2 separate regions of the Homo sapiens genome follow, and region 2 is linked to region 1. Evidence: chromatin loops called from intact Hi-C (ENCODE). Cell type or tissue: heart right ventricle. All regions are shown on one strand. Each heading gives the region's core, and the rest is flanking DNA. Links, peaks and the distances in the headings are about the cores only. Region 1 overlaps HIPK2 (homeodomain interacting protein kinase 2). Region 2 overlaps TBXAS1 (thromboxane A synthase 1).

The links. Peaks named below come from ENCODE experiments on the same cell type or tissue, not always from the same donor. Only the 100,000 strongest peaks of a DNase experiment are listed, where the experiment ranks them.
Region 2: it touches region 1 in a loop (6-fold over the local background); 1 of 110 quality-filtered maps calls a loop at or near these places.

The regions. Positions count from the first base shown.
Region 1 is chr7:139,702,316-139,712,462 of GRCh38, reverse strand. All of the region lies in intron 2 of HIPK2 (homeodomain interacting protein kinase 2), which reads left to right. Among named protein-coding and RNA genes, the nearest start is that of HIPK2, 71 kb to the left of the region's middle. RefSeq lists an enhancer at 1-588. In heart right ventricle, for the core only: no CTCF peak of the experiment used is centred there; no DNase peak of the experiment used is centred there; H3K27ac peaks cover 2,918 bases.
Region 2 is chr7:139,923,200-139,933,346 of GRCh38, reverse strand. The region is part of intron 4 of TBXAS1 (thromboxane A synthase 1); the gene reads right to left. Among named protein-coding and RNA genes, the nearest start is that of TBXAS1, 99 kb to the right of the region's middle. In heart right ventricle, for the core only: no CTCF peak of the experiment used is centred there; no DNase peak of the experiment used is centred there.

The DNA.
Region 1 (10,147 bases), core at 2,791-6,790:
CCCAGGACATCTGACTTTCAAAAGGTAGAGTACTTATGTGTCCCTCTGTCATTTTGCATGGGACTGGGCTAAGTGTCTCATCCCACCATTGTCCCCACCTAGTGACACAGAAACGGTGTGAGACAAGGATATGTTATCCTCGCCTTGGGGACTTGGAAAAGGAGGTGGTGTCCCCGGAGCCAACTGTTTTCCCCAGCTCTCAGGCATGTGCCTGGCCACAGTGGCTGTTGGTATTCTGTGAGGCAAGCCCACTGGTGTGTTTTTCAGGAAACAAAGGCTGCTTTTTAAGTTTTTTTCTCGAGTCTGAAGCAGGGGTATTCCCTTCCAATTCGAAGGTCAGTTATGTCATTAACTGTCAGCTGCCCAGGTTCTCAGGCTTTACTGTGCACAGGAATCTCCTGGAGAGGTTGCTGGGAACAGAGTCTCCCTGGGAGTACCCTGGGAGAAAGTCCACACCCACCACCACAGAGACTTGCCTCAGAGAACTGGAGGTGAGCCAGGCAGGGGGTCTTAGGACCAGTCTTTGAGAAACACTATTCTGAAGGACAGAGGGATTTTCTTAATGGTGTCACCTTTCAGGTGTTGACACCCAAAAGAACAGAGTTGCAGGTAATCCTTGCTTGTATTACTTCACCTTGGGCGCCCCTGCCCTTTTGTTATTTAATTCTACATTGATGCCAGTTCATTTTGTTTGTTTTTAGTTTTTTTGTTTTTTTTTTGAGCAAGCAATAAATTGGTACTGGGGTATTTCCATTATCAGCAGAACCAGTAAACTACAAATAAGACCAAATGTTAAACTCCACTCTCAGAAAAAAACACAAACAAAAAGACATGCCATTCAGGCAAAGGGTAATCAGTGATTAAAATATATAGATTTTTTTTGGTTTCTACTCTGGATTATTCAAAATATTCTTGTCTAGAGTTTTTTGAAACACGTAGGACTGTTACCAGGACCCAAAAATTGAACATAAAAAATTAGGACATGAAAAATAGCAAATAATCCACTTTTTCAGAATAATCTAACCTTTTTTTTTTGAGACGGAGTCTTGCTCTGTCTCCCAGACTGGAGTGCAGTGGTGCGATCTCGACTCACTGCAAACTCCGCCTCCCAGGTTCACCCCATTCTTCTGCTTCAGCCTCCTGAGTAGCTGGGACTACAGGCGCCCATGACCACGCCTGGCTAATTTTTTTGTATTTTTAGTAGAGATGGGGTTTCACTGTATTAGCCAGGATGATCTCAATCTCCTGACCTTGTGATCCGCCTGCCTTGGCCTCCCAAAGTGCTGGGATTACAGGCGTGAGCCACCACGCCCAGCCTTTTTTTTTTGTCTGATTCTTTGGGGTGCAAAGACTGTCTTCAAGTTGATTTCATGGTGGTTTTAGGTGGGGGTGTGTATTATTCCATTCTTGCATTGCCATAAAGAGCTACCTATGACTGGGTAATTTATTAAAAAAAAAAAGGTTTAATTGACTCACAGTTCTGCGGGGTGTATAGGAAGCATGGCTGGGAGGCCTCAGGAAACTTACAATCATGGAGGAAGGTGAAGGGGAAGCAGGCACATCTTATATGGCTGGAGAAGGAGAAAGAGAGAGGTGGGGTAGGTGCTACATGCTTTTAAACAACCAAATCTCGTGAGAACTCACAATCACAAGAACAGCAAGGGGGAAGTGTGCCCCCATGACTCAGTCATCTTTCACCAGGCCCCTCCTCCAACGTTGGAGATCACAATTCAACATGAGATTTGGGTAGGGACACAGATCCAAACCATATCAGGGTGGAGATTAATTTTCAGTTCAATTCATCAAACATTCATTACTGAGTGTCCCGTAGTAGATATGTGCTCCAGAGTGCAGAGGGTAAGGCATGATCCCTAATCTTGCAGAGTTCACAGTCTCTTTGAGGAGATGGAAAACACAAACCAACTGCCAAGACTGTCATTCTGATGCTTCAATATTTTAAATGTTTGGTCATTCAACAGAGATTTATTGTGAACCTACCTTCTGCCAGACTCTAGGGAAACAATGATGAGCAAAGCCAGTTCAAGAAATTAAAAGTCAGTGAAAGATTTTGCCAGATGGGTTAACAGGGAAGTTAACATGAGATAGGGATGGGGAAGTCTAGGGGTCATGGAGACTGGAATAAATAAGGGAAGATGGGAGAAATGATGGTGACTCCTTAGACAGTGACACCTGGCGGGAGTCGAAGGCCTGTACTGGAAAATAATAATCCGGTGAGTGAAGCCTGACAATAGAGAGTTTTGAATACAGGCTTGAGGGGCTTGGGTTGAGCCAAAGTGCCAGAGCTGGGAGCCATTGTAAATTCTGGAACAAAGGAGAAGTTTAATGAAAATTAATGATGGTATAAATCAATTGGAATGGCAAAGAAAAAAAAAAGTTGTGGGGATGTTTTGAGAGCCAGAGGCTAGGAGACAACTGTTGTTACTCAGGAATGAAGGGATGAGGCCCTAGATTATAATGGGGGGTTCTACCCCCCGATAGTATGAATGTGGACATTGTTAGTGCATTTAACTTTTCCGATGCTTTGATTGCAGAATTGACTTAGAGGGAATAGCTTTTTGTTTATTTTGCTTTCTTTTGTTTAATGACCTTGCTGTCTCTAAGGCTCAGTTCTGAAGCTCCAGTCTTTCAGAGCCTAGTTTCAAATCCCACCACTGCTATAAAGAAATAGGCTCTGAAAGGAGAAACCAGAGACCTTAGCACCAGTCCTAGCCCTGCCCCAAGCTGTGTTCCATTGAGTCACGGTCAGTAGAATGTCAGCTGTGACTGTCCACACTCCTCCATCTGGATCCCATTATGACCTGGGCCTGTGTTTATGAGGCGGTTGGCCAGAATTGGTGGTTCAGTCTGTGGCCAGGGAGCAGTTTTCTCTCCTGTGGGTTGACCTTGGCCTCATTAGCTGAAACTGGGAACCCTCCATGATCCCCTGATCAACAGAGAACAGAGCATATTCTAAAATGCCATGCTCTGGGCTGGAAATATCAATCATTTCAAAAAGGGGCATAGCTTTATAAAGCCATAAATATAAGTCATTTCAAAAATTGCATAGCTTGTGCAGATTACAGCATATAGAAAGTGAGTGACTAGAAGTTAGGTTTGATTGAAAAGAGGGTCTCTGAAAGCAAGTGCATCGCAGGCATGAACTTTTAAAATTAATTTGTCTTTTACTAATAGAAACAACAGGAGAAGGTTCTAGTTTGCACTTGAAGATATGAAGTGAACTGTTCAACCCACCGACAACTTCATTTGCCCAGGGAGACTGTTATAAATACGTACATGTATGCGTTTCGGGTTGCAGCTTCTCTTTTGAAGAGAAGTAATCAATAAGTTATGTAGGCTGTTAGGTTATCTTCAAGTTTCCCTTATTCATCTCTGGGACCTTCAGCTGTATGGTAAAATACTTTGCAATTAAAATTTCTCTTAATAAGTATTATTATTTAATTATAAGTATGAAATAACTGAACTGGAATGCTCTGTGTATACTGCCCTGGTACTGCAGTCCCCTCTTCACACACACACAGGTGCACACACACACATGCACACACACAGACTCAGGCGACACAGTTTAAGCCCATGTGTGACATGCAGGCACAGGTGTGCTTATGAGAACCATGGTGACCAAGAAGCTGACACTCAGCCCTCCATACAGAGCTACTGATAATGCACACACGCCCACCATGTGGTGAAAGACACAAGGCACACGCAGCAAGCATGCTTGGACATGCAAGGGCACACGCACACACTTAAAGACATGAAAATACCCCAGTGTCCCCAGAGACAGAGGGCCCAGGTGCAGACGCAGTGTTCACGCCCTGGAAACTTGGCCCAGTTTTCTGCCTTGCCACAGAGCTGCCAAATACATGTCTCTAACCTGAGAACAGTAGGGCCAGAACTACTCTTGGGCTCAAGGTAGAGACCAGTCATTTTCCAAGTGGGATCTAAGGACCCTCCTGCCCCATCATCACCCAGGGTACTTGCCGAAACAAACCTAATGAGCAGGCCCTCTGGGGGTGGGGGGCCAGGTGACATGCATTTGGACAAGCTCTGCAGCTAATTCTTAAAAACACACACACAGTTTATTGAGGTATGATTTACTTACAGAAAGCTGTACATACTTAATATCCATGACTTGATGGGTTCGGGGCTGAGTATATACCCATGAAACCACCACAGCCTATGCCATAGGCATATCCATCACCTCCGAAAGTTTCCTCCTGCCCTCTTTATTTATTTTATTATTATCCTTTGAGAATTGTTGCTTAGATGGCATGGGCTCCAGAGTGTCAGCCCACCAGGGTGTAGTGTAGACCCTGTGGAGGTGAGAGGGTGCGGCCGGCATGACAGCCTGGCATTGAGCTGTCCGTCTGTCTCCCAAGTGGTTGAGAGCCCTTCTGCAGGGCCCGTTTGTCAGATTCCTTGTGGTCAGACCCTTTATGCCCCAGGGGTGGCAACAGAAGAGATCCAGAATAATTGGGGGGTACCATAGGAGGGGTCATGTGGGTTGGTGAACTGGCAAGCAGTGGGTGGTTAGGAGGGGAACGCCTGGACTGGGTGGGAATAGAAAGGTGAACAGCAGAGGAGACATGAACGTGCCTTCCTTCCTGCATGACTTACGATGGATAGCGCACTCACTGCCAAGGAGCTGCTGAACTCTCCCTGTAGCCACAGCTGGGTTTGGAGCTGTAACTCTCATGTATGCATCCAACAGGTAATTTTTTGAATTCCGAAGATGTGCCATACACTGTGTTGTGCTGAGGTTTCAGGACGTGAGTAGGAGTGCCCTCGGCTCTGCAGTATCTGTCCCCAGTCTGCGATGGAAGAGGCTGTCCCCGAGTAGACAGCCAGCCCCCACTGTCCTGGCCCACCCTGGTCTCCCAGCTTGAACATCTCTCATTAAACTGAAAAGGCAGAGTTTGTCACCTTGAATCATTTTGCCAGTTCCCCTGGCTTTTAGGGCCACTAGCATGTTCTGAGTCCTCGATGCCGCCCTGTGAGAGCAGGTCGCTGCGTCGCAGCAGTGCAGACAGGGCCACCCTTCTCTCGCTCACCAATCTCCCCTGCGGGGTCTTACGGAGGGTGATTGAAGCCAGCAAACCCACGGCCAGTGCCGGATGGAGCCTCAGGGCTTTGCGGGTATTGGGCTTGTGGCCCTTGTTCCGGGACAGATTGAGATGGTGCTGTTACAGAAGCAACTGTCTCGAATTTCCCCAAGAGCAAGGGCTTGGGTGCAGATCGCCTGTTTAGGAGATGATCACAGGCCTAAGGGAATCGGGAGAGTGATGCTGAGAGGAGTAAGCCCCATGATTCTGGGCTGCTGTACACTCAGGGCTCCGTCCCACCTCTGAGGAGCCTGCCCGAGGCCTCCAGGAGTGTGCCTGGGAAGGGCCAAAGGCGGGGCTCTGGTCGCAGGGGTTGAGGGCTCCCCAGGGTGTTAACTCCCCTGTGGCTTTGCTTGGGCAGAGCTTGTGCCAGGACTGAGTGGGCTTGAGCAGGGTCAGAGGTGGCTCTGAAGCAGAAAAGCAAAGCGATGCAAGGTGCACCTGACTGAGGCCACAGTGTGGCCGAATCAGAGAAAGTGTGACCCACAGTGTGCTGGGACGTCACTCTTTGTCCTTCCCACCAATCACATGTGTGGCATTTGTAAATGGAAAGAGAATAAAAGGAAAATGCCTTTATAGACAAATCTGAGAATGCAAGCTAAGAATTCACAGTTGAGCTCTAAACGTTTGCGAGGAGTTGGGGATCTCTACCTCCCGTGTGAGCAGGCGGGAGCCAGGCTGGGCTCTGAGATAGAATTCCAGAGCAGGGGAGGGGCTGAAAGCTGAAATACAAGCTCCAGAAACAGTAGAAGCAGGTTGAGCTCAGTTACTCTGTCCCATGTTTTCTCCCTTAATGCTTATTAAATGTTGCAGACACCATTTCCTAAGGCTCATCAGTGGAATGAGTGAATGACCGAATGCCTGCATGCATTAATGAATGATATGAGCGGCATCCCATGCCTTGTAGCTCAGCTCATCTCGTCACCCACCGGAAACCCTCGCATGCCCAGTTTCTTGTCATCTTTCATGCAGGAACTTTCACTGCTGCCTAAGTCCTGGGCCACAGCATCTAGCATCTCTGAACCCTGAATCACAGGGGCCGCCCGCTTCCGCCTCTTGGGGAACGTACACATCTCACCAAAAACACTTATTCCCATCTCGTCTTTCCACCTGTGTGAAGTTTATATTTAAGGCCTGCAGACAGCTGATTCAGCTTCGAACAGATCAGTTCCCTGAAATCAGCCAACATCTGTCTTGTCCCATTATACCTTCGCAGAAAATGAGAAGCGACTTCCCCAGCATAAAGAAGGGGCCAAATGCAGCAAGACCTGGCTGAGTCACCTTGAGGATAGAAAGACAGCATCATCCCCGGGGCCTCGTAACCTCCAACCTGCTTTTCTGTTTTTGAGGCTCTGTGGACATGCTGCTCACGTTCCTTGTAACTTTGTCTTCGTACGTAAGAGCTGCATGAACAAAGCCTTCCTGGAGAGAGTAAGGCCAATCGTCAGCTGCTCAACCCGTGCCTGGCACATAGTGAGCACTCAGGAAATGTTAGCTGCTCTTTTTTTTTTTTTTTTTTACTAATCTTTTCATCCTTGTTATTATTTGTATTATCATTACTATCATCTGGCAGACAGAGCTGGATTTGAATTCCAGATCTGCTACTTTACAGCTGTGTGACTCCAGGCAGGTTCCCAAACCTTTCTGAGGCTTATTGTTCTTTTTTCTTAAAAGAGAAAACTTCCTCACACCTGTAATCCCAGCACTTTGGGAGGCCGAGGCGGGCGGATCACGAGGTCAGGAGATCCAGACCATCCTGGCTAACATGGTGAAACACCGTCTCTACTAAAAATACCAAAAAATCAGCTGGGCGTGTTGGTGGGTGCCTGTAGTCCCAGCTACTCAGGAGGCTGAGGCAGGAGAATGGCATGAACCCAGGAGGCGGAGCTTGCAGTGAGCCGAGATTGCGCCACTGCACTCCAGCCTGGGCGACATAGCGAGACTCCGTCTCAAAAAAAAAAAAGGGGGAAACTACTAGCAGTTGGTAGTAGTTTTCCCTTTTAAGAGAAGATGAGGTTGGTAGGGACTGAATGAGATAGCCGCATGCGTGTAACTCGCCCTCTGCCATGCCTGGCACACAGCAGCTCTGTCACGAATAAGCACCATGCTTTCCCCAGCCTCCCCACCCAGATCCATGCTTCTGTGACAGCATGCATTTTCCTTGGCCTGGTGTCATCATTCATGATTTGTAAGCTGGGCATCCCCAGTATTCCCAATCATTTCTTTTTCATCTTACAGGCGCCTGGAGGCCCAGCATCGTATATCAGACTCACTAGGTCCCAAAGGAACAAGGGCCTGGATGTTGGGAGTGTGGTTAGTTGGTTTCCTCTGGCACCAGGAAGGGACAGGGCCCAGCATTTGGGGAGAGAGGAGACACCTCTTCCTGAGTCCAGAGGGAGGAGGACAGATCTTGGTTGCTTGGGGAGGAAGGTGGGGGTATACTTCCTGACTTGAGAGCTGCACCTCCAGGCTGCTGCTTCTGGCCCAGGAGCAACGCTAGAGTCCTGTAGTCCGACGGTGGAGTGCAGGGGCCTCCGAGGAGAGTGGTGGGACGGGGCGCTGGAGGCCTTGGGGGTTAAACTGCCTTTGACACCTGCTGGTACCTCCTGCAGCCACGTGTATCACCACTGACATCACTAGGGTCAAAAAGCCAAGGCTGGAGTGATGCCAAAGAGCCTGTTTAAGACTCCCCTGAAGACAGAGCACGTCTGTGTGTATGGGGTGTGTGTTGGGTGTGTTTATGTATGGTAGGCATGTGTATGGTTTGTATGTGTTCACATGGGGTATGTATATGTTGCTGTGTGTATGGGGTGTGGGGGTGTGTTGGGGTGTGTGTGTGTGTTGGGTGTAGTGTGGGCACATGTAGCATGTGTTGGGTGTGTGTGTGGTATGTGTTGGGGGTGTGTATGTTGGGTATAGTGTGGGTGTGGAGGGGGTGCATGTGTTGGGTGTGGTGTGTGTGGTGTGTTGGGTGTGTATGTTGGGTATAGTGTGTGTGGTGGGGTATGTATGTTGGGTATAGTGTGGGTGTGGAGGGGGTGTATGTGTTGGGTGTGGTGTGTGTTGGGTGTGTATGTTGGGTATAGTGTGGGTGTGGAGGGGTGCATGTGTTGGGTGTAGTGTGTGTTGGGTGTGGTGTGTGTGTTGGGTGTGTATGTTGGATATAGTGTGGGTGTGGAGGGGGTGTATGTGTTGGGTATGGTGTGTGTGTGTGGTGTGTGTGTGGTGTGTGTTGGGTGTGTATGTTGGGTATAGCGGGTGTGGAGGGGGTGCATGTGTTGGGTGTGTGTGTGTTGGGTGTGTATGTTGGATATAGTGTGGGTGTGGAGGGGGTATATGTTGGGTGTGGTGTGTGTTGGGTGTGGTTGTGTGTGTGGTGTGTGTTGGGGGTGTGTATGTTGGATATAGTGTGGGTGTGGAGGGGTTGTATGTGTTGGGTGTAGTATGTGTTGCGTGTGTGTGTGTGTGGTGGTGTTGGGTGTGTAGGTTGGGTATAGTGTGGGTGTGGGGGAGGTGTATGTGTTGGGTGTAGTGTGTGGGGTGTGGGGTGTGTGTGTGGTGTGTGTTGGGTGTAGTGTGTGGGTGTGTGTGTGTGTGGTGTGTGTCGGGTGTGTATGTTGGATATAGTGTGGGTGTGGAGGGGTGTATGTGTTGGGTGTGGTATGTGTTGGTTACATGTGCTGCTGTGTGTGTATCCAGTGGCAGCAGGTAGACTGGTGCATGGTGTTCTCTGTATTTAGAGCTCCTTCCTCGTCCTAATTCTCATGACTGGGGAAGTGTCATCCCCAGTCACAGCCTTATATATGTGGACGTTTGCCATAAAATTTATTTGGCCAGAACATGAGGGACAAACTGTTGGTGCCACTTCTTTGTCATCCTCTGACCTCCATGAAGGATTTCTCGTCCTCCTCTTTTTGTAAATTAGAACTTACATTGGCAAATAAAATGCACTAAGTACGAACCCCCAGAATATAAATAGATCTGGCACCAAGAGAGCCAGATGATGTCCGCACTTGTGAAAGTCAAACATTCACCCTGAGCAGCAGCGGGAGGTTTTAGGATGATGTGGCTGTTCTGTATTCTCAGTGTGGTGGTGGTCACACAAATCTATACATGGGCTAAAATTCATAGAACTTTCCGTTTTTAAAATATTTTCAAAATGATTTTAAATCTATTTACCCCTAATGACCTCTAGGGAAATTGTTGATAATATTAAACCCATAAGCCGTACCATGCCTAATTTTTCTTCCTGTTTTTGTTTTGTTGTGCTGTGTTTGGGTAAAAAAGATATGTTTGTTCATCCTGTCACAGGATGGCCAGGAGGGTAACCAGTCATTTCTGGAAACGGCCGGACAGGGGAACCTACGAAAACAACTCTGGGGCGTAAACAGCTGCTGATGGAGGAAGCATTGATAGCATGCAGTTTCTTTAGTTTATGTGCTGTTTTGTGTATGTGGCTCATCAACTTGTCCTCCAAAAGTTAAGGACTGACCACTAGAAACAGAGAAGTGACAAACTATTATGGCTGAAATAGCAGGACTTTGCAAGTCCAGAGAGAAGATGAAGGCTGAGTGGGGTTGTTGATCCAGCCTCCGTGTGCCCAGGGGTCCTCTGTGTGCCCAGGAGTCCTCCCCTTGCTTCTGACATGATTATTTACGCCCATGGCCTGCATGCCCATGCATGAGACATCATGGTTTTCCCTGTAATCGTTATCTCAAAACCAGCTTTCCCCTGTGGCAACCCTCCCTCCTGAGGGCATTTTCAAGCTTACTACAGAGAAGCAGCTGGCTTTGCAGGAAAGGTCTCCCCCCAGCCCCCAGGGAGAGAACTTCCTTTGTCCTGGATGTAATGGGGTACGTATCCTCATTCTAAGTGCTGGGCCTCGGCGAGGGTCCCTGTGCCTGGAGTGGTCCCAGCAGCTCGACCCGGGATATGCACCCCCGTGACTGGGCTGTGGCCCAAGGCCACATGCTGGGCTCAGAGCCAGGATGCTTCCCTGTCTCCACAGGGGCATTTGCTTATTTTTTTGG
Region 2 (10,147 bases), core at 3,790-7,789, 220 kb before region 1:
AGACAGAATAAATTAGAGATAAGAGTGAAGGCTGATTGGATCTCGTACCTATCCTTAAGACTTAAGGGTGAATTTACACTATTTTTTGTCTTGCACCTGAAAGACAAATGTAGTCCTCCTTGCAATATGTCAGCATGGCCTTCACATATCTTTCTCACCAGCATGCCATGACACTGTGCTCACTTGGGCCTGGAAATTCCATTAGAATCTCCCATTTTTTGATGAAATCATTTGGGGCTATTGATTATTGTAATGTTTTTATTTCTGAAAACATTTTATTTATTTTTTTTGAAACAGGGTCTTGCTCTGTCACCCAGGCGGTAGTGCATTGGTGTGATCGTGGCTCACTGGAACCCCAAACTTCTGGACTCAAGCGATCCTACCCTCTCAGTCTCCTGAGTAGCTGGGACTAGAGGTACATGCCACCATGTCAGCTAATTTTGAAGTTTTTTTGTAGAGATGGTGTCTCACTATGTTGACCAGGCTGGTCTTGAACTCCTAGCCTCAAGAGATCCTCCCACCTTGGTCTCCCAAAGTGCTGGGATTACAGGCATGAGCCACTGTGCCTGGCCTCTTTTTGTTTATAGATGTCCCACAATAAGAGGAAATTGATGATTTCAAAAGAGCAGTCAGATGGTAAGGGGACATTGAATCATGTCATTTAAGAAATAGTTGTCAGATTTGGAATTTTTAACTGGAAAAGAGAAGATTTGGAAGATCAGACAGTGGTACTTAGGCATATGCCTAATAAATATTTATTGAATACATACTGCATGGGAGAGGGAATTTAGGTTTTGTTTTTTTTTTTGTGACCCTGAGAAGTGGAATTGGGTTTAATAGAGGAAGCTATGGAGAAAATTTCAGCTCATCTGAAGGAGAACTATCCCAATAGTCAACAGACAAAATTATTCAGATAAGATAACCTGCCTTGAGCGATGAGCTCCACACCCCTGGAGACTGTTCCACTTCTTAGAAATCCTGTACCCAAGGCTTGAGCATGCAGAGGGGTTTGGTCTAAAAGCCTTCCAAGGACTCTTTCAACCCTGAGACTTCATGTCTGGAAAGCCACTCCAGACACTCTTTTTTCTATTAGTTTGCCTACACATTGATTTAAAAAATTGTGGCAAAATACATGTAACATAAAATCCACCATCTTAACCTTTTTTTTTTTTTTTTTTTTGAGATGGAGTCTCGCTCTGTTGCCCAGGCTGGAGTGCAATGGTGCGATCTTGGATCACTGCAAGCTCCGCCTCCTGGGTTCACTCCATTCTCCTGTCTCAGCCTCCCAAGTAGCTGGGACTACAGGTGCCCCATCTTAATAATTTTTAAGAGTACAGTTTGGTGGTATTAAGTACACTCACATGGTTGTGCTACTATCACCAGCATTCCTCCACAGAACTTTTCGCATCTTACAAAAGTGAAACTCTGTGCCTATTAAACAATAGCTTCCATGACCCCTCCACACCTCCTGCTTGTCCACATATATTCATTGATGAGACTTACTGAGAGATGCCTTGAAAGAGACAAAGGATTTTCCCCAAAGGAATGAGTGATATGGTTTGGTTGTGTCCCCACCCACATCTCATCTTGAATTGTAGCTCCCACAATTCCCACGTGTGGTGGGAGGGACCTGGTGGGAGGAAATTGAATCGTGGGGTCACGTCTTTCCTATGTTGTTCTCGTGGTAGTGAATAAGTCTTACAAGATCTGATGGTTTTATAAAGGGGAGTTTCCCTGCACAGGTCCTCTTCTCTTGTCTGCTGCCATGTGAGGCGTGCCTTTCACCTTCTGCCATGTTTGGTAGGCCTCCCCAGCCACGTGGAACTGTGAGTCCATTACCCCTTTCTTTTGTAAATTGCCAGTCTCAGGTATGTCTTTATCAGCAGTGTGAAAATGGACTAATTCAATGAGTAACGAGACTGGTAAGTGTGATGGGAGCCAGACTGTGTATGTCATGCAGGAAGGGGACTCTGCAGAAAGGAGGTCCAGGGACACAGCTTTCGAGGCTCCTGTCTGTCAGCCTAGCTGTGTCCCAAGCCTCCAATCACTCTCTGGTCAAGGGCTTCCAGACTGCAAGCCATGATCAGTCATGAAATCAATGTCATGAGTGGCAACCAGCATTTAAAAAAAGGAGAGAAAGAGACAAGAGATAGACAAGATTAGGAAACACAGAGGAGCATTTAACGTCAGGGAAAGTATTCTGTGGTTATTGAACTTGTTCAAGATATGTGTGTGTGTGTATGCATGTGTGTGTATGTGTGTATGTACATGTATGCGTGTGTATGTGTGTATGTGTGTGTGTGTATTCTGTATCAAAATGTGAATGTGTTTCTTACTGTAGATCATAGTCAAAAAAGCTTGAAAAACCAAAACTAACCCAAACCCCAAACCTAGGAGTTGTTCTCTCTCTCTCAACTACAATCCTGTCAGTCACAATTATTAAATCTCTCTTTGGCCAACTCTTTCCATCCCCACAGCTGCCACCCTGGCTGAGGTCACCATTATCTCAGCCCCTAACTGATTTCCCTGCCCGCAGCCTTGTCACACCCATCCGTACTCCACCCTGTAGTCAGTGGGATCTTTCTAAAGACAAATCTAGCCCTATCCTGGTGCAAACTCCCTAACTTGTTTTATGAGGCCTGGTATGTGCTGGCCAGTTCCCCACCCCTTTCTGAACACAAAGCCTGAAGGAGTGCCTTAACTTCCCAATCCCTTATATAGTCTGAAGTCACAGGGCCTTCTGGAAGCTCGGGTTGCATTTGCTACTTTGGGCTTGCCAGGATAATGCAGTGGTTAAGAACATTGCCTCTAGAGTCAGATGCCTGGGTTCAAATATTGGCTCCATGTGACTTTGAGAGCTGACCTCTCTGGTTTGACCTCTCTACAGTTTCTCAATCTGTAAAATGGGGATAATAACGCTACCGACCTCTTAGGATAGTTGTGAGGCTTCACTCACTTCACAAATATTTATTCAGTGCCTGGTATGTGCTAGGCCATGATTTAGGTGCTGAGGATACCTCTGTGAACAAAATGAAGCTCCGTGTCCTCACAGAGCTTGCATTCTAGTGGGAGAAGGTGGACAATAAGCATGAGAAATACACTGGACGGTACAGTGGGATGGGGCGAGGTGTGTTATTAAATTGGTCAGTTGGCACTGGGCTCCTGCATAGGTGAGATTAGTGCAAAGCCTTGAAGGAGCTGGGGGTTTGGTGGGCATGGGAACCATTACAGCAAAGGCATCATGTGCGTGAGGACCCTTAAGGATGTGGCGCGGCTGGAGGGGAGGGATGGAGGCAGGCCAGAGAGGGCATGGGGGCCTGTGTGTGGAGGGCCTCCAGAATCTTGGTAGGATTTGTACTCCACAAGACACAGGTAGTCATAGCAGAGTTTTGAACAGAGACATATCTTGAGCTGACTTCTGTTTTAAAGAATCTCGCTGTTTGGTGTTGAGAATCAACTGTGAGGAGCCAGAGTGGAGGCAGGGAGCGCCGTCAGGAGGAAGCACAGTGGCCAGGAGAGAGCGGGGGTGGAGGCTCAGGCCAGGGAGCTGGACACAGATACCGGGAGAAATGATCAGCCTGGCATGCTTTGAAGGTAGAGCCAACAGGATTTCCTGATGGATTGGATATGAGGTGGGAGAGAGAAAGACAGGAGTCAAGGATGACTCCAAGGGTTTTGGACTGAGCAGTCGGAATGATGAATGCAGTTAATACATTTATAGCTGTTAGATATGAGTTCTAAATTTCTTTTCAAAGAATCAATATGTCAGTATGTTCAATTTTTTGCCTTCTACTTTTAAACTTAACTTCCTCATAAAGCAACCTTTTTCGATTACCTGCTCCACCCTGACTCATTCCAATCACCTGCTCCACCCTGACTCATTCCTATTACATGCTCTGTCATAGCCATTTTTCCCACGAAACCACCCACTCCATCACTAAATTAGCCATCACTCCATCACATAAATTAGCCAATCGGAATTAGTTTAGCCTGTGTGGTCTAACCCCAGCCAATAGGGGAACGACAGAACAGCAGGGGCCACGTGCGTCAGGGATAAGAACCCCTTCCCCTCCCTTGTCCAAGTGTGCGCTCACCATTGCTCCATCTGTAAGGGCGCACCCTTCTATAGAAGTAACTTGCCTTGCTGAGAATTAAAAAGAAAATTTTATATTTGAGTGCTATTTCTTTTGCGGCACCAAAACTTTATTTATGACACAGCTTTCAGGACAGTCCTTGGCACATAGTGTTGAGATGATGTCGCATTATTCCGTTAGACCCTTGACCATGTCATCTCTCTAGGGTGTGGTCCTTCTCGTGAGCTGTTTTTCTCTTTCTCTGAAACTCTAGATCCCTCTCCAACCCCCTTTCTCCTTTGCCTGCTAACTCTTATTCACTTTCATGAACACAGTTTAGAGAACATCTCCTAAGGGAAGCCCTGTTGACTGGACTTCACCCCAAGGGCTTTGTGCAGATAACAGCTTACTCCCATTTAAAAAAGATTTTTTAAAAAAGTGATCCTTAGGAACAAGTTCACTGAGAAGTAATGTTTACTCATTCTTTTCTTTCCCCCACATAGGGACAGATCTATAGATGTGGGAAACAAAACATTTTGTGATTTCCAAGGACATTCTTATGGGGAAAGAGGAGAAGCAACGGGTTGGTGGTTTCATGGCTGTCAGAACACCAAAGACAAATAAAACTCTATTAATCTGGAATCAAATAGAGACCCACAGATTTCTACACTTATCCCAGTCGAATCGAACATTTTATTTGTTATTTTCATAATGAACTACTGATTTGCAGAAATCACAGCTGAGAATAGTTAATGTGCACAGAGTCACGATTTAACATTAATCTGGATCATCTCATGAGCCAGCATAAACTGAGCCCCAAACCAGATAAAGACTTACAAGAAAGAAAAATTATAAGCCAATGTCACTCGTGAACATAGACACAAAAGTCGTAAACAAAATATTAGGTAATATAGCTCAGTGATAAATTACAAGAATAATTCATTAAGACCAAGTGGGACTTATTCCAAGAATGCAACTTTGAAAATCAATGTAACTTGTTGCATTAACAGAATAAAACAGAAAAACATATACAATCTCAAGAGATGCAGAAGAAAATTGATAAAAACTGACACCCATTCATAATAACAACTTTCAGTGAACTATCAATATAAGGAGACTTCCTTCACCTAAAAATGACATTTACAAAAACACCTGCAGTTAACATTATATTAAACAGTGAAATAGTTAACACTTTCTGAGGCTGGAAACAAGACAACTATGTCCACTATTACACTTCTATTTGACATCATAGAGAGGTCAATAAGGCAAGAAAAATAAATAAAATTTGTAAAAATTGGAATGGAAGAAGTAAAACTCTATTTATTTGTAGATGGCATGATTGTCTAACATAGAAAATTTGAGAAATCTCTATAAATAAACTTCTAGATTCAATATTGAGCTTAAAAATATTGTTGGATACAAATTTAATATACAAAAATTTATTTCTACACATGGGCAACAAACTACTGAAAAATGAAATTTTAAAAATATAACTTACAATAACAGTAAAACTATTAAATACCTACAAAAACATTTGACTAAAGATGTACAAAAGACCTGTAGTCTGGAACTACAAAATATTGCTAAGATAAATTTAAAATACCTAAATATATAGAGGTTCCACATTCATAGTTTGGAAAATTCAACATTGTCATGATGTCAATTCTTCAAAACTTAGCAAGATTATTATAGTACTGTAGTTGTGTTATGTAAACTACTCATATCTTAAGTAGAAAGATGAAAAGATTAACCAATTGAAAATAATAACTACAACAACTTTTCAAGATATAGACAGTACAATAAGATATAAACAAGAAAAAGTTAAAAAGTGGGAAGATTATGTTAAAGCGTAGAGTTTTTATTAGTTTTATTTTTGTTTGTTTATGCAATCAGTGTTAAGTTGTCAGTTTAAAATAATGGTTTACAAGATTATTTGCAAGATATGATAACTTCAAATCTAAAAACATACAATAGATACACAAAAGTGTGTCTATTTTCATGCCTGTAATCCCAGGACTTTGGCTGAGGCAGGCAGAGCACTTGAGGCCAGGAGTTTGAGACCAGCCTGGCTAACATGGTGAAATCCTGTCTGTACGGAAAAAAAAAAAAAAAATAGCCGGGCGTGGTGGTGCACGCCTGTAATCCCAGCTACTTGGGTGGTTGAGGCATGAGAATTGCTTGAACCCAAGAGGTGGAGGTTGCAGTGAGCTGAGATCATGCCACTGCACTCCAGTCTGGGTGACAGAGTGAGACTGTCTCAAGAAACAAAAAACAAACAAACAAAAAACAAAAAAAAGAAACCCTAGAAATCAATAAGAAGAGGAATTTTGGAAACTATACAATTTCCAATTGTTTAATTGGAAATTAAACAATGCTCCTGAATGACCATTGTGCCAATGAAGAGATTAAGAGGGAAATTGAAAAATTTCTGGAAACAAATTATAATGGAAACACAATGTACCAAAACTAATGGGATATGGCAAAAGCAGTACTAGGAAGAAAATTTATAGTTATAAGTGCCTACAGCAAAAAAGTAGAAAAAATTCAAATAAACAACCTAATGATACATCTTAGAGAACTAAAAAAGCAGGAGCTAAAGCCAAAGTTAGTAGAAAAAAAAAGAATAAAGATCACAGCAGAAATAAATGAAATTGAAATGAAGGAAACAATACAAAAGATCGACAAAATAAAAAGTTGGTTTTTTGAAAAGATAAACAAAATTGACAAACCTTTAGCCAGACTAAGAAAAAAAGAAAGAAGGCTCAAGTAAATAAAATCAGAGATGAAAAAAGAGATGTTATAACTGATACTCAAAGGATCATTAGCAGCTACTATGGGCAACTGTATGCCAATAAATTGGAAAATCTAGAAGAAATAAATTCCTAGACACATACAACCTGTCAAGATTGAATCACTAATCCAAAGCCTGAACAGATCAATAACAAGTAATGAAATCAAAGCCGTAATAAAAAGTCTCCCAGCAAAGAAAAGCCCAGGACACCATGGCTTCACTGCTGAATTTTATCAAACATTTAAAGAAGAATTAATACCAATTCTACTCAAACTATTCCAAAAAAGAGAGGAGAAGGGAATGCTTCCAAAGTCACTCCAGGAGGCCAGCATACCCTAATACCAAAACCAGACAAAGTCACATCAAACAAAACAAAACAAAACAAACAAAAAATCTACAGGCCAATATCCCTGAAGAACACTGATGCAAAAATCGTTAACAAAATACTAGCAAACTGAGTTCAACAATACATTAAAAAGATCAATCATGACCAAGTGGGATTTATCACTGGGATGCAAGCATGGCTCAACATATACAAATCAATCAATGTGATACATCATATCAATGGAATGAAGGACAAAAACCACATAATCATTTCAATTGATGCTAAAAAAGCATTTGATAAAATTCAACGTCCCTTCATAATAAAAATCCTAAAAGGCATAGAAGGAACATCAATCAACATAAAAGCCATTTACAACAGACCCACAGCTAGTATCATACTGAATGGGGAAAAACTGAAAACCTTTCCTCCAAGATCTGGAACATGACAAGGATGCCCACTTTCACCACTGTTATTCAACATAGTACTGGAAGTCCTGGCTAGAGTAATCAGTCAAGAGAATGAAATAAACGTATCCAAATTAGAAAGGAAGAAGTCAAATTATCTTTGTTTGCAGATGATATGATCTTACATTTAGAAAAACCTAAAGACTCCACCGAAAAGCTATTAGATCTCATAAATGAATTCAGTAAAGTTGCAGGGTATAAAGTCAACATACAAAAATCAGTAGCATTTCTATATGCCAACAGTGAACAATCTGAAAAAGAAGCCAAGAAAGCAATCCCATTTACAATAGCCACAAATAAAATGAAATACTTAGGAATTAACTTTACTGAAGAAGTAAAAGATCTCTACAATGAAGACTGTAAAACACTGATACAAGAAATTGAAGATACAAAAAAAATGGAAAGATATTCCATACTCATGAATTGGAAGAATCAATATTGTTAAAATGTCCATATTACCTAAAACAATCTACAGATTCAATGCAATCTCTATGTGACATTCCTCACAGAAATAGAAAAAACAATCCTAAAATATGTATGGAAACACAAAAGACCCAAAATAGCCAAAGCCATCCTGAGCAAAATGAACAAAACTGGAGGAATCACAATCCTTGACTTCTAATTATATGACAGAGCTATAGTAACTAAAATAGCATGGCTCTAGCATAAAACCAGACACATAGACCAATGGAATAGAAGAGAAAACCCACAAACAAATCTATACATCTACAGTGAACTCATTTTCACAAAGGTGCCAAGAAGAAATATTGAGAAAAGGACAGTCTCTTCAATAAATGGTGCTGGAAAAAGTGGATATCCATATGAAGAATGATGAAACTAGACCCCTATCTCTCACCATATACAAAAATTGAATCAAAATGGATTAAAGACTTAAATCTGAGTCCTCAAACTATGAAATTACTAAAAGAAAACACTTGAGAAAATATCTAGGACATTGAACTGGGCAAAGATTTCTTGAGTAATACCCCACAAGCACAGGCAACCAACGCAAAAATGGACGATTGAGATTGCATCAAGTTAAAAAACTTCTGCACAGCAAAGGAAACAATCAGCAAAGTGAAGAGACAAGCCACAGACTGGGAGGAAGTATTTGCAAACTACCCATCTGGCAAGGGAATAATAACCAGAATATGTAAGGAGCTCAAACAACTCTGCAGGAAAAAAACCTAATAATCCTATTAAAAAAACATGCAAAAGATGTGAATCGACAGTTTAAAAAAAAAAGACATACAAATGGCAAACAGGCATATGAAAAGGTACTCAACATCACTGGTCATCAGAGAAATGCAAATCAAAACTACAATGAGATATCATCTCACCCCATTTAAAATGGCTTATATCCAAAAGACAGGCAATAACACAAGCTGCCAAGGATGTGGAGAAAAGGGAACCCACATACACTGTTGGTGCAAATGTAAATTAGGACAATCACTATGGAGAACAGTTTGGAGGCGCCTCAAAAAACTAAAAAAACTAAAAATAGAGCTACCATATGATCCAGTAATCCCACTGCTAGGTATATACCCCAAAGAAAGGAAATCAGTATATCAAAGAGATATCTGCACACCCATGTTTATTGCAGCACTATTCACAAGAGCCAAATTTGGAAGCACCTAAGTGTCCATTAACAGACAACTGCATAAAGAAAACGTGGTACATATATACAATGGGAGTACAATTCAGCCATAAAAAAGAATAAAAGCCTGCCATTTGCAACAACATGGATAGAGCTGGAGGTCATTTTGTTAAACGAAATAAGCCAGGCACAGAAGGACAAAATTGGCATGTTCTCACTTATTTGTAGGAGCTAAAAAGTAAAACAATTGAACTCATGGAGATAGTAGAATGATGGTTACCAGAGGCTGGGAAGAGTAGTGAAAGAGTGTCGAGGGAGGTGGGGATGGTTAATGGGTGGAAAAAAATAGAAAAAGTGAATAAGACCTAGTATTTGGTGACTATAGTCAATAATAATTTAATTGCAGGTTTTAAAATAACCGAAAGATCAGCACCATAAGACAGGGCAAAAAAATAAATGATTATAATTGGATTGTTTGTAACACAAAGAAAGGAAAAATGCTTGAGATGGTGGATTCCCCATTTACCCTGATGTGATTATTATACATTGCATGCATGTATCATGCATGCATGATACATGCATGTATCAAAATATTTCATATACCCCATAAATGTATACACCTACTATATACTCACAAAAATTAAACATTTTAAAAATTGACAAGCTGATTCCTGTAAACAGATATATGGAACCAAAAGAACTAGAATAACCACGAGAATTTATACCGCCATCTCTCTCTGTTTCTCTCTCTTGCGTCTCTCTCTCTCTCTCGGACAGGGTCTCGCTCTGTTGCTCAAGCTGAAGTGCAGTGGCAGAATCATGGCTCACTACAACCTACGCCTCCTGGGCTTAAGCAATTTTCTTACCTCAGCCTTCTGAGTAGCTGGGACTACAGGC